Regions from separate parts of the Mus musculus genome. Here region 1 is linked to region 2. Evidence: chromatin loops called from intact Hi-C (ENCODE). Cell type or tissue: left cerebral cortex. All regions are shown on one strand. Links, peaks and the distances in the headings refer to the core of each region. The heading gives the core; the rest is flanking DNA. Region 1 has its middle 19 kb from the start of Gm4737. Region 2 has its middle 110 kb from the start of Nectin3.

Region 1 (5,395 bases), core at 273-5,272, 210 kb before region 2:
CAAGGGAGGAAACTAGGAAAGAGCTATGGAGGGTAGCTTTCAATTTTATCGAAATAGAATATAAATGTTATGAAAGGGTAGAAAGGAGTAAAGACACAGGAAGAACTAAATAGGTGAGATGGGAATAAAAGAGAAGAACATATAGAGAAGGAAATGGAACACTGAAGACCTATAAAATCCATATGGAAATCTACTGATTTAGAAGTTTCTTAAAATTATATGCATACATAACAGAGTTTAAAGACATTGATCTATAATAGGTACAATGTTTCTCCAGATACCAAATGTAGCTGTGGGTTGCCTGTTGTTTGGTTGTTGGACAGTGGAATACTATGGACACATACCAAACACTACAGGCTATTGCCATTTTCCTAAACATTTTCCAAAAGGCAATAGTAAGACTATTCCTAAAGATGCCACATAATTGAATCATAGAAAATGAAGAGATGAAGGTGGAATGAACCCAAAGCTTCCCTTTCTTCTGGCTTGCTTTCATGATGCCAGACGTTGCTATGCACGCTGCTGAGGGAGAAAAACCATCCACAGTCTTTTAAACCCAGCTGTGATCTCTGGGAGCAATGATAATGGATACTCTGACAAGATGTTCCTGCTGGTGCAATAGTGGCATGAACGTCATGGAGTAACAAACCATTTCCTGATTAGATTTAAAGATGAAATCCATGCTTAGTATCATTAACTAGGCTAAAACTTCATGGTTGGTTAGATCATAGGCCTGAGGTGAGAACCGATTACTATTATACTCTTGATTGTACATAGTAATAAACTCACTCTCCCACCCCCACCAAGTTCTTATTTTTATACCTATAGATTAGTGCAACTCTCAACCCTCATCAGAGAAGCTTCTTTTGAATAGAGATTCACACCACCAGTCATAGGGATGAGAACAAAAGACCATGGGGTTTTCAGTTTTAAATGGGATATCTATCAAGCACGTCCTACCCACAGAGCTCATGAAATATCTCAGAAAAGGAGATACAATGGCCGTAAAAGACAAAGGTAATGAGCATGTATAACAAAGCAGTAGGTTCTGGACACAGAATGCTGTTGCATACACAAACTCACTGCTTACTTACACAAGACATGTATGAGACAAAGTCAGCCAAAATCCCAGCCTGGATAAGCAGGGCCTCATAATGTTCTAATGTAGGTTGAGGAGCTATTAGCTATTGACGGCTGCTGAGGAAGGGAGTAGTTTTATTCAGAAATGTAACCCCTGAAAGGCTACCCATGTTCCAATTGAGAGTCCTGTATTCATAGTTACACATATAGGCAGCAATAAGTGGACTTGGCGGGATATATATATATCTCACAAGGAAACATTTGAATATAGCACAAGGAAACATTTGATAGACATAGAACCCCTGATGGTGTTGCTTTGTTGCGAGGCTTCATTTCTTCTTTCTGTATCTTGCTTGTTTCCATGGAAGACAAACATTGCAAGTGATAAGCTGGGAGGAAGCTTGAGCAGTGTGACCCATTCAGATCATACAGGAAATAAGGTTATCAGGAATTTCTTTCCATAATGTATAAGTAGAACTGTTGAAATAAAGGTTTGATGAATTTGATTTTAAAGGGCAGAGCAGGTCTCTGTGCTCAAACATAAGTTTGAGTTAGCTCCTTCCCTGGAACGTCTGTACTCTTATATTATCCATTTTAACATCTTCTGGTAGTATATAGTCCATTAAAATAAAGAAAATTGACAAGAAAACTCATATTTTAGTCCATTAGTGAAGAAACTTACCACTAAAGAGAATGTATTGCAGCACAGAGGTAACGGCGGGGTTAGTAAAGGCAAAAAGACCTTTTCTCAAGTTTTTCACTGTTAGTATTTTACTGAGGTATTCAGATGTTAGAGTTCCATAAACAAACTCAACGCATCTAGGATGACTATAATATTTAAAATGTATATGTAAATTAAACAAATGGGCATTTTAGGAAAAATGTACTCACTCAAAAATACCACTGTAGCTTGTGGTATTTTTCATCTTGACAATCTACTTTCTGTTTTGTATTCATAAGACTAGAGAAGTGGTAATAAATTTCTGCTTTGCCTTCTTGTGCCTGGATTATGTGAGGTATACTTTAGAGTTGCACCTACTTTCCTCTTGATCACAGCAAAGGGCTGTAAATCTGTCACCAGGGTGATTCCCAGAGCATATGGCTTAAGGGGGCAGGGAATAGCTTGCATTTAGCTGTGTCCAGCTGTCCTGATCTAAAAATGTTGGAACATATTTCAGGGTAGATAAGCTAGAAAATATATTTAGAAAGCACCAGTAAGAAATGTACACTCATCTATATTAGGTTCAGAACCATAGAGTTTTGTTGCCTATTTCTCAGAACAGATATTAAATAATTTCTGACCACCAGAATTCTGATTAGAAGAGAATAATGTTGAACACTGCATATACTATATGGATGGCATACATCTGGTGAGATACACGACACTAAACTTCCTGATAACTGATGCGCTCTCAGTCACTGTTAGACTTGATTTGGGGCCACTGTGGCAGGTAAATGACTATGAGAAGATTCAAATGCATAAAATGGACCACCTGCAAAATGCCACTAGCTCCAGACACTTATGTGAGAATAAATCTCACTTTCAGATTCAGAGATCAGGAATTTCTAGAGCTTCTTGAAAACATAGCTGATTCTTGGGTCAAGATAGGAAAAATAGACAATTCTGAGCCAGCTTGTCATGCAAGGAGGAAAGAATGCTGGCCTTCCTTTGAAAGACGTGTGCATGTGTGTGTGTGTGTGTGTGTGTGTGTGTGTGTGTGTGTGTGTGTGTGTGTGTGTTGTATGAGAGAGGAGACACAGAGAGTGAGCAAGAGAGAGCAATGAAAATAGAAGGCAAACTACTGTATGGGGAGGAGAAGAAAGAGAGAGATAGAGGAGGAAAGGGGAAGTTGGGAAGTTACAAAGAGGATAAGAAAGAAATATTGTCTCTCTAAAATGCAGAATTTTAAATTCATGCATATCAAATGTATACACATATATGTTCTATATAGTATATATGTTTGGGAGGAAGAAGCATACCAGTAGAGGAAGGAAGGACAAGGAGGTTAGTATAGGAACAATACAAAGCACGATGATACATATGTATGAAAATGTCATACTGAAACATATTATTCTGTATACTGACTAAAAAGTATAATTTAAAAGGTATGCTAAATGCATATATGGAGAAAGTAAAGTTGAAAAGAAATGAAAACTGATGGGCATATTCTGGACAGCACAAGAGCCAATGTGGTAGGCTTTTCAATATTTAAAACCATACACAGTATTTTTCTAGGTTGGCATATAAAGTGATAGGTTTCATCAGAGCACACACACACACACACACGTATATATATGTATATGCATCATTATATTTTGTTCTCCACTGTTCTTCTCTTCCACTGCCCTCCCCTGTACCTCACTTACAGCTTCTTCCCTTTCCTTCACAAAAGTCATTTCTACTTTTACCAACAGATTTTTGATCTCTTCTAAGATCTTTCTTTCCTCTCATTATCTCCTATATAGTTTTATGACTACCCATATATATGACGATACATACACATATACATATATGTATATGCATGCATGTATTATATGTGTATATATATATATATATATATATATATATATATATATATATATGCATACATGTGTAGTTTTAACTCTTGGAGCAAAGTAAATTTCTGTGTCCAGATTATAAAATAATAATTTCCAGTTGCTTCTATTTTCTCAGCATGTTGTAATTTTATACTTTTATACTGGCATAAAATTCAATTATATATATATATATATTATATATATATATATATATATATATATATATATATATATGCATTTTCTTTATCAATTGATGATGGATATCTAGGCTGGTCCTGTTTCCTTGCAGATTTGAATAGATCAGCAGTCAACACAAATGGTAAGAGTCTCTGTAATGTGCTGCCTTAGAGTCTTCTAGAACTATATGGAGAAGTGGTAAAGCTAAACCATACAGTTTGATTTTATCTTTGAGAAGAATCCCTGTCCTGACTCTCACAGTGGCTGTACAAGGTTACATTCCTACCAGCAGTGAATATGGGTTCTCCTTTCCCTGCATCCTCACCAGGACTTGTTGACATTTGCTTTCTTGATAACAAGCTATCTTCCTGGAGTGATGTGCTTTTTCTGCCAACCTCTGAGGAGACACAACGTCACTCAGTCTGTGCCCCTGTCTTTGTTAAGTTTTTCCAGGTGACTACAGAAATATACTTACTTGTTCCTTACCTTTACTGATTAAATAAACTACATCTAAGTATTAATTCATGGAATTGGATTACAACAGCCTCAAGGTTTGGGAGGAAGGATAATAAATTTAGTATTCTTCCGATTTGATGAAAGAATATTTATGGACGATTTCTTTAAAGATAAATAGTATATTCTCTATTTTAGCTCAAAATTTAAGTCTATATCGAACATGGTCACCAGATTTATCCTGTACACTATGGACTTCAGTCTAGCTTTCTTTGTCCCTCATTTTCTTTAATAAAATGTTCTCAACTATCAACAACAAATTTTAGGGTTCCTCTCTTCAGAGATGGATAAATTTGTAACCATACACTCCTTTGTGATCAATGTCTTGGCATGCTTTCCTATTTGTGTCAGATGGTAGAAAATTCTTTAAATTTGTAATAAGCATCTACTAATAAAAGGAATGGAACACCAGAACACACATTCTAAGCAGTAATGCCTTTTTTACTTCATTTTATTCTTCACTTATTTTCATTTTTGTGTGCTTTATGCTATATTTGCTGCTAAGAAGTGAATAGAATGTAAATATACATTTTTGAAAAAAGATTTTATATATATAATTATATATATATATAGTATATATATATATAGTATATATATATATATAGTAACTTTTTAAGGCTACATTAAGTTTTTTCTTTGGGGGAGTATGAGAATATAACATAAATTATAAACAAGTCAATGAAATGAAATCAGTAAATAATGTGGTTCTTTGTTTTGTGTTCACATGCTAGATCTTATCATTTTGTAGACAGATTAAATTCTGTGCTTTCATACATGAATTAGGAATCTCAGCAGTAAGGAGTATACTCACAGTCACTAATTCATCTTTGAGAAACTGACGATTTGGGGGATAATTGACATATTTACACGTTGTATTCCAAGCTCTTTTAATTCTGATGATATTTGAATACCAGCAGTCTATTGTTTTGCTCATAGTTAGAATTTGAAATAAATTTATCCCTTTCCTCTTAAAAAATTATGACATTTACAGGGTAACTTCTCCTTTTTTCTTCATAATCACTTTATTTTTCATTTATTTTTTGAGAATTTCACACATATATAAAATATATATGCTTATACTACCTCC
Region 2 (5,395 bases), core at 158-5,157:
TGCATATTTGCTTGCACAAGGCACATTTCACCTTTGAATGAGACTCCTAGCAGGAAGGGGGTCTCTAGCACATCTAGATGAAGCCCATGTTGGGGAAAAAATGCTTTGTGAACCTCACTGAAGGTTTCAGTGAAGAAATCATAGTATAGACCATGGAGGCCAGGAAAGTGTATGACTTTTCCATCAGATAATTATGATTTAAAAAAAATCCAAGCTATTATTAACATGGCAGAGATGGCATAAGTCATCATGGGACACCATGCATAGCAGTTGAGTATTCTCCTCATGTGCTGAGTCTTCTCAGAACTCATCAACTCTGCCATGGTTACACTTGTGTCTTTTTCAGAAGTATAGTCATCTGGGGATGCTTTTACAACTGTTTACAAGAGGAACTTTGTTTAGGGAGGTTCCATGGGATGCATGCTTGTCCCTCCATACGTCACCCTGAAATTGAATAGTCAGTGTGATAGTATGAAGAGGAGGGAGTTAACAAGGGAAGTGGGTGGGCCGATGCTACCATAAATGCCCAGTTTGACCCCTTCTTGCTCTCTTAAGCACCTTTGGTTTCTTCTATAATAAGATGGTGCAGCGAGAAAGCAGGTGGATACAGGCATTAAGAATGGGGCCAGCAGTATGCATTGCCACTTTCCTAAGGACTTCTAAGCTCCTGCTGCCACTTAGTAGTCAACCTGCCAGCATCAAAGAGCAAGTGTGAGTCTCCAGCTAGGCAAAGAAATCAACACACAAACTACCTTGGCACTGTAAGCTTGGAAATGAATGGACACATCCTGCGTATTGATTTGCCTTTCCTTTCTGTAAGGCTTCAGCAAGCGTTGCAATTTGAGTACTTATGTGTATGTGTCTCTCTGACATGGTTCCACACATGTCACGACATTGACTCAGTTGCAGGGGTTCCTTTACAGTGTAGAAAATGCATGCAGGTTCAACCGTGTGGGATTCACTGGGCATTTCACATATGGTGGCAATTAGAAATCGAACCAAATCACTGTTGCTGCCAATTGAAGTGGGGATTGGTTGGTGTGCCATCTTTAGCTCTGATCTACAGAGATAGTTGCTCCTCCAGGAAAGGACATGCACACTGAGTTCAAGGTCTTTGCATGAGACTGTGTTTGCAATAGAAAGACAACAAGAATGGAAACAAGAGTGTCCCCACGCACCATCACTCTCTCATTCCTGGAAGAATTTGAGACCTTCCTTTTTGTTTCTGAGCTCTGAGCTCTGTGAATTATCTCCCAAGGGGACACATTCACTTTCAAGTGAAAGTTCCTGTGAAGTCTAAGCTATGACTGCCTAGAACTAACCCGAGACAGAAGGTTCAGGATGCTGTGACCCACTGTGGAAAGAAAACTGTGTACCTTCAGTGTCTAGCTGGTATCCCTTGCTATCGATATACTTTTTTATAAGGGTAATTTTTGCCCTAGAGAGGTGTGGTGATCAGCGGCTCTGAATTCTCAGGGGTGAGAATCAGCACTGTGTTCCTTGGATAATTACTACATCTATTCAACCATTTAGCATAAGGCAAATCTAAAATAAAGAATGAAAATGGAGACATGGCAGATCAGTCTTAGCCTGAAAGCCAGGTGCATAAGTATGGTCCACCAAGGCCATGGAGGAGGTGCCCTGAAGTAGATCCCCAAAGTGAATCAGTAAGCATTAAGAGTGTACGGAGACAGACCTGAAGCTCTACCACAGGGATCCCCTTCAAAGGGAGGCTTGCAAAGCCAGCTGCCAGTCTTGCCAGGGCTATAGATGGCTGCATTGCCTTCTGGAGTGTCCTATATTCAGCAACGATTGAGGCAGAGATATATTAGTCTATTCGGCCTGACTGATATGCTGTGCATGTAGCAGCTGTCACAGTGATACATGCAGTGGGGCTAGTTTTCTTCTTCCCCAACCTGATCCTACGTCCTGCCTTATATTCCAGAGCTACAGATGCCTAGTATTTATCCTACACCCCAGATTTCTTTTATAGTGTTGCTGTCTGCGAATACCATCTGCATGCACACATGCTCAAACACTCCCCATATGCACAGACATATACCACTCCCACTGCACACCACCTGTCCTGGTGAGCTGTAGTTCAGAGGTGTCCCACATGGTCTTTGATGAGGGATATCTTGTTCTTCTGTATAGAATTCTTTCTACACAGCAAAGCAGCCTTGCTGTCCTGACAACCTCCTATTACCACTTTAGAAATAGACAGCTGGCCGGTTGTGATGGTGCACAGCGATAGGATTTGCTGAAGGAGGCAGGAGGATCACAAGTTTGAGGCCAGCCTGGGCTACACATTGGACTGGAGAAATGACTCAGTCGTTAAACAACAATGGCTACTCTTCCAAAGGTCCTGAGTTCAATTGCCAGCAACCACATGGTGTCTCATTTGTAATGGGATCTGATGCCCTATTCTTGTGTGTCTGAAGACAGCGACAGTAGTGTACTCAGATACATAAAATAAATAAAATCTTTAAAAAAATAAAAACAAGAAACAGGCAGCCGTAGAGAGTGGTGTTCTTTGTATTCACAGCAGAGAACAGGACAGTGGCACCATTTCCTACCCCTGCTGAGGACAGGATGGTTGAAATGTGAGGAGGATGGGCTGAAGCACGGGAGCCATGAGCTCACAGTCCCTGCTGTCACCTGGACTATCTCAAGCACTAATGTTTGAATTAGGGCAAAGGGCACAGACCCTGGCGTGGGTGCCCACTGACGTGATGCCCCATCTGAGAGGTTCCTATGGGGATAGCCAGGCTTATTTTGGAATAAAGGACTATTCCAAGAAAATCCTGGAAGTCTGTTGGATCGCAGCAGGGGACATCTGTGTCAGGACATCTTTTGCATGTAAGGAAAGACTGCCTTTCCTTTAGCCAGGAAAAGAAGTCACAGAGCTGCCTCTCAAAGCTTACAATTAGTCACAGAACGCTCAACGCCCAATCTCTTTGCATGCTTGTGTAGGAAGTCTCTAGTCGTAGCTCTGGCAAAGCAGAGTGCTCTGTATCCATTCTCCTCTCTGCAATGAAGATCAGGCCAGCCCATACAAAGGTAGCAAGGTAGCATTTTTGCTCAGCAAAGCGATTGCATTCTTTGCTTTGCTTGGAGTGGACATATGCCTGGGCAAAGGAGGGGAACCCTCACTAAATTCTGCGCCATACTAGCAGGAGGGAAAGTATTTAGAGAAGACAAGAGCCCAGGAGACTGTGGACAAAAAGGTGTGGTTGTACTGAAGTACATTACACAAAGCAATACCAAGTGGAAAGATTAGAGTTGCAGAGGGATATTGAAAGTCTGAGTTATGAACTGCTTATTTTCTGGGTGAGTCACCATCTAATTTTTCCAGTGTTTTGCAGCAACTTGAGAAGGTATAGAAGGGTATCCCACCCTGACCCCTGCTGCCCCTTGCATTTTGGTGGAAAGAGATCTAAAACGGAGGCTTTTCTTGGCATCTCTGGAGCAAAGAAGCAGAGGCCAAACATCTGATGAGGCATTGCATGCATATCTAACCACTGAGACAAGTCCTTTGAATTTTTGTTGTGGTTCGCTTTCAAGCTTTAAACTGTTGCACAAGACATTCGTGGATCATGTCTGTGTTTGGATTTGCAGGACCGTCTCCCATCCATGTAACTGCCAGCTAAATGTACTTTCAGGGAACTTAGGTAGTCAAAGTGTTGCTCTTTGTTTTTATTCTGTGGAAGAGTTTTTGTTTGTTGATTTTGAACTTTGAGAGCTACAAATGTTGGTGCAATTAAACAATACTAACCAACCAACCTAATGAAAAACAAACAAACAAACAAAAGCAAACCTGTGGTTAACTGGCTAAGATCCTAAGGTAAGGAGGACTTACAGTAAAAGGTTGTGGTGCGTTAATGAGACAATGAAAGAGGCAAACATTCCCTTTCTCCTCAGGCATGTGTAAAAGATCGAGACTAGTCATGGCATAGATATAAGTTATACTTACTGGCTCCCATGAGTTAAGAACAGAGGTAGGGGTGAGGGAGGTTGATATCATGGATTTGAGGGAGGCAGCTGACTCCAGCTCCCAGGGCTGGCTCAGTAGCATACCCCTGGAAGTTTAAAATTGGTCCTAGTTACTCATGAAGAAATCAGCAATTGAATCTACTCAGTGGGCTTTTTTCCCCCCCTCCAAGTAAGTCAAATATTTTCTTTTTGTGTATCCAAGGCTGGCCTTGAACTTGATATTCAGCTGATGATAACTCTGAAATCCTGATACTCCTGTCTTTACTATCCAAGTGCTGGGACTACGTGCTTATAACACATGACCAGTATGTAGTGAGGCAATTTGTTAAGTCAGTCGTATATATTTTCTCCAATTTTCCATGTCTGTTATGGGCTTATACTTTCCTCTGTTCTCTTTTAGCAAGCATAATGTTTGCAATGTTTGGATGCATTTGTCCCTTAAGTCCATCCTCTCAGTGAGAACTCGGCTAACTGTGGGTGGAATATAGTCTGTAGCCTGTTTTCACACTGCTCTTGAGAAAGGAATGGATTGGTGGATTGTCTTCCTTTAAGGAGCTGGAGTAAATAAGTAAATACCACGAGGCTGCAGGAAAATTCCAGCAACACATACACTAGGGTTGCTATCATCACTGAGACTGAATAGAACCTGCTGGTGAGAATGGTACAGCAGCTTTGAAAAAGCCAAAAGCTAAGCCACGGTGGCCATACCACCGTAGGTTCATTCCTAGGTATGTGTGCAAGAGAAGCCAAGACATTCTACATGGAAACTGTACATACATGTTTTTGTTACAGTTTCCAGTGCTGTGAAGAGACCCCATGATCATGGTAGCTCTTATAAATGAAAACATTTCATTGGGGCTGGCTTACAGTTTCAGAGGTTTAGTCCATTGTTATTTTTAGAGCCTAGATAAAACATTAAGATCCAGATGAAATGTTAAGGTCTAGGTAAAATGTTAAGGCTTAGGTAAAACTTTATGGCCTAGGAAATAGTTACCTGGCTAGCCTACCATTATAAGAAAACTTTCTCATATGTTTCTGCTAGGAAACTTCTTAATGCCAAGATTGACTACATCTTCTGTTATGTTCTGTGCCCTTGGAAACCAATCATGATAGAAGACAGTAAAACTGTTTTGTATACTAACCCAAAATAAGCTTGGACCCGAACCAACCACCCAACACCAATTCCTGCACCTATATATAAGCTTTTATGGTATAAGCTGCCCCTGGGGTGGGCCCCAACATAATAGAGACACCTGCATCAATATAAGAAACTATTTCTATAAGACTTCCATTTTGAGTAGTGGTCAAAGTGAGTAAAGTTTACATTCCCAAGACCTCCCTGGGAACTGACATTCACCTCTGTAGAAAGAGGTGTACATGAGTTATTGACATCCTGGTTGGC

What was found. Peaks named below come from ENCODE experiments on the same cell type or tissue, not always from the same donor. Only the 100,000 strongest peaks of a DNase experiment are listed, where the experiment ranks them.
Region 1: it touches region 2 in a loop (2.5-fold over the local background); 2 of 42 quality-filtered maps call a loop at or near these places.

The regions. Positions count from the first base shown.
Region 1 is chr16:46,171,070-46,176,464 of GRCm38, forward strand. No RefSeq gene overlaps it. Among named protein-coding and RNA genes, the nearest start is that of Gm4737, 19 kb to the left of the region's middle. In left cerebral cortex, for the core only: no CTCF peak of the experiment used is centred there; DNase peaks (open chromatin) are centred at 2,192 and 2,480; H3K27ac peaks cover 228 bases.
Region 2 is chr16:46,381,546-46,386,940 of GRCm38, forward strand. No RefSeq gene overlaps it. Among named protein-coding and RNA genes, the nearest start is that of Nectin3, 110 kb to the right of the region's middle. In left cerebral cortex, for the core only: no CTCF peak of the experiment used is centred there; DNase peaks (open chromatin) are centred at 2,036 and 2,927.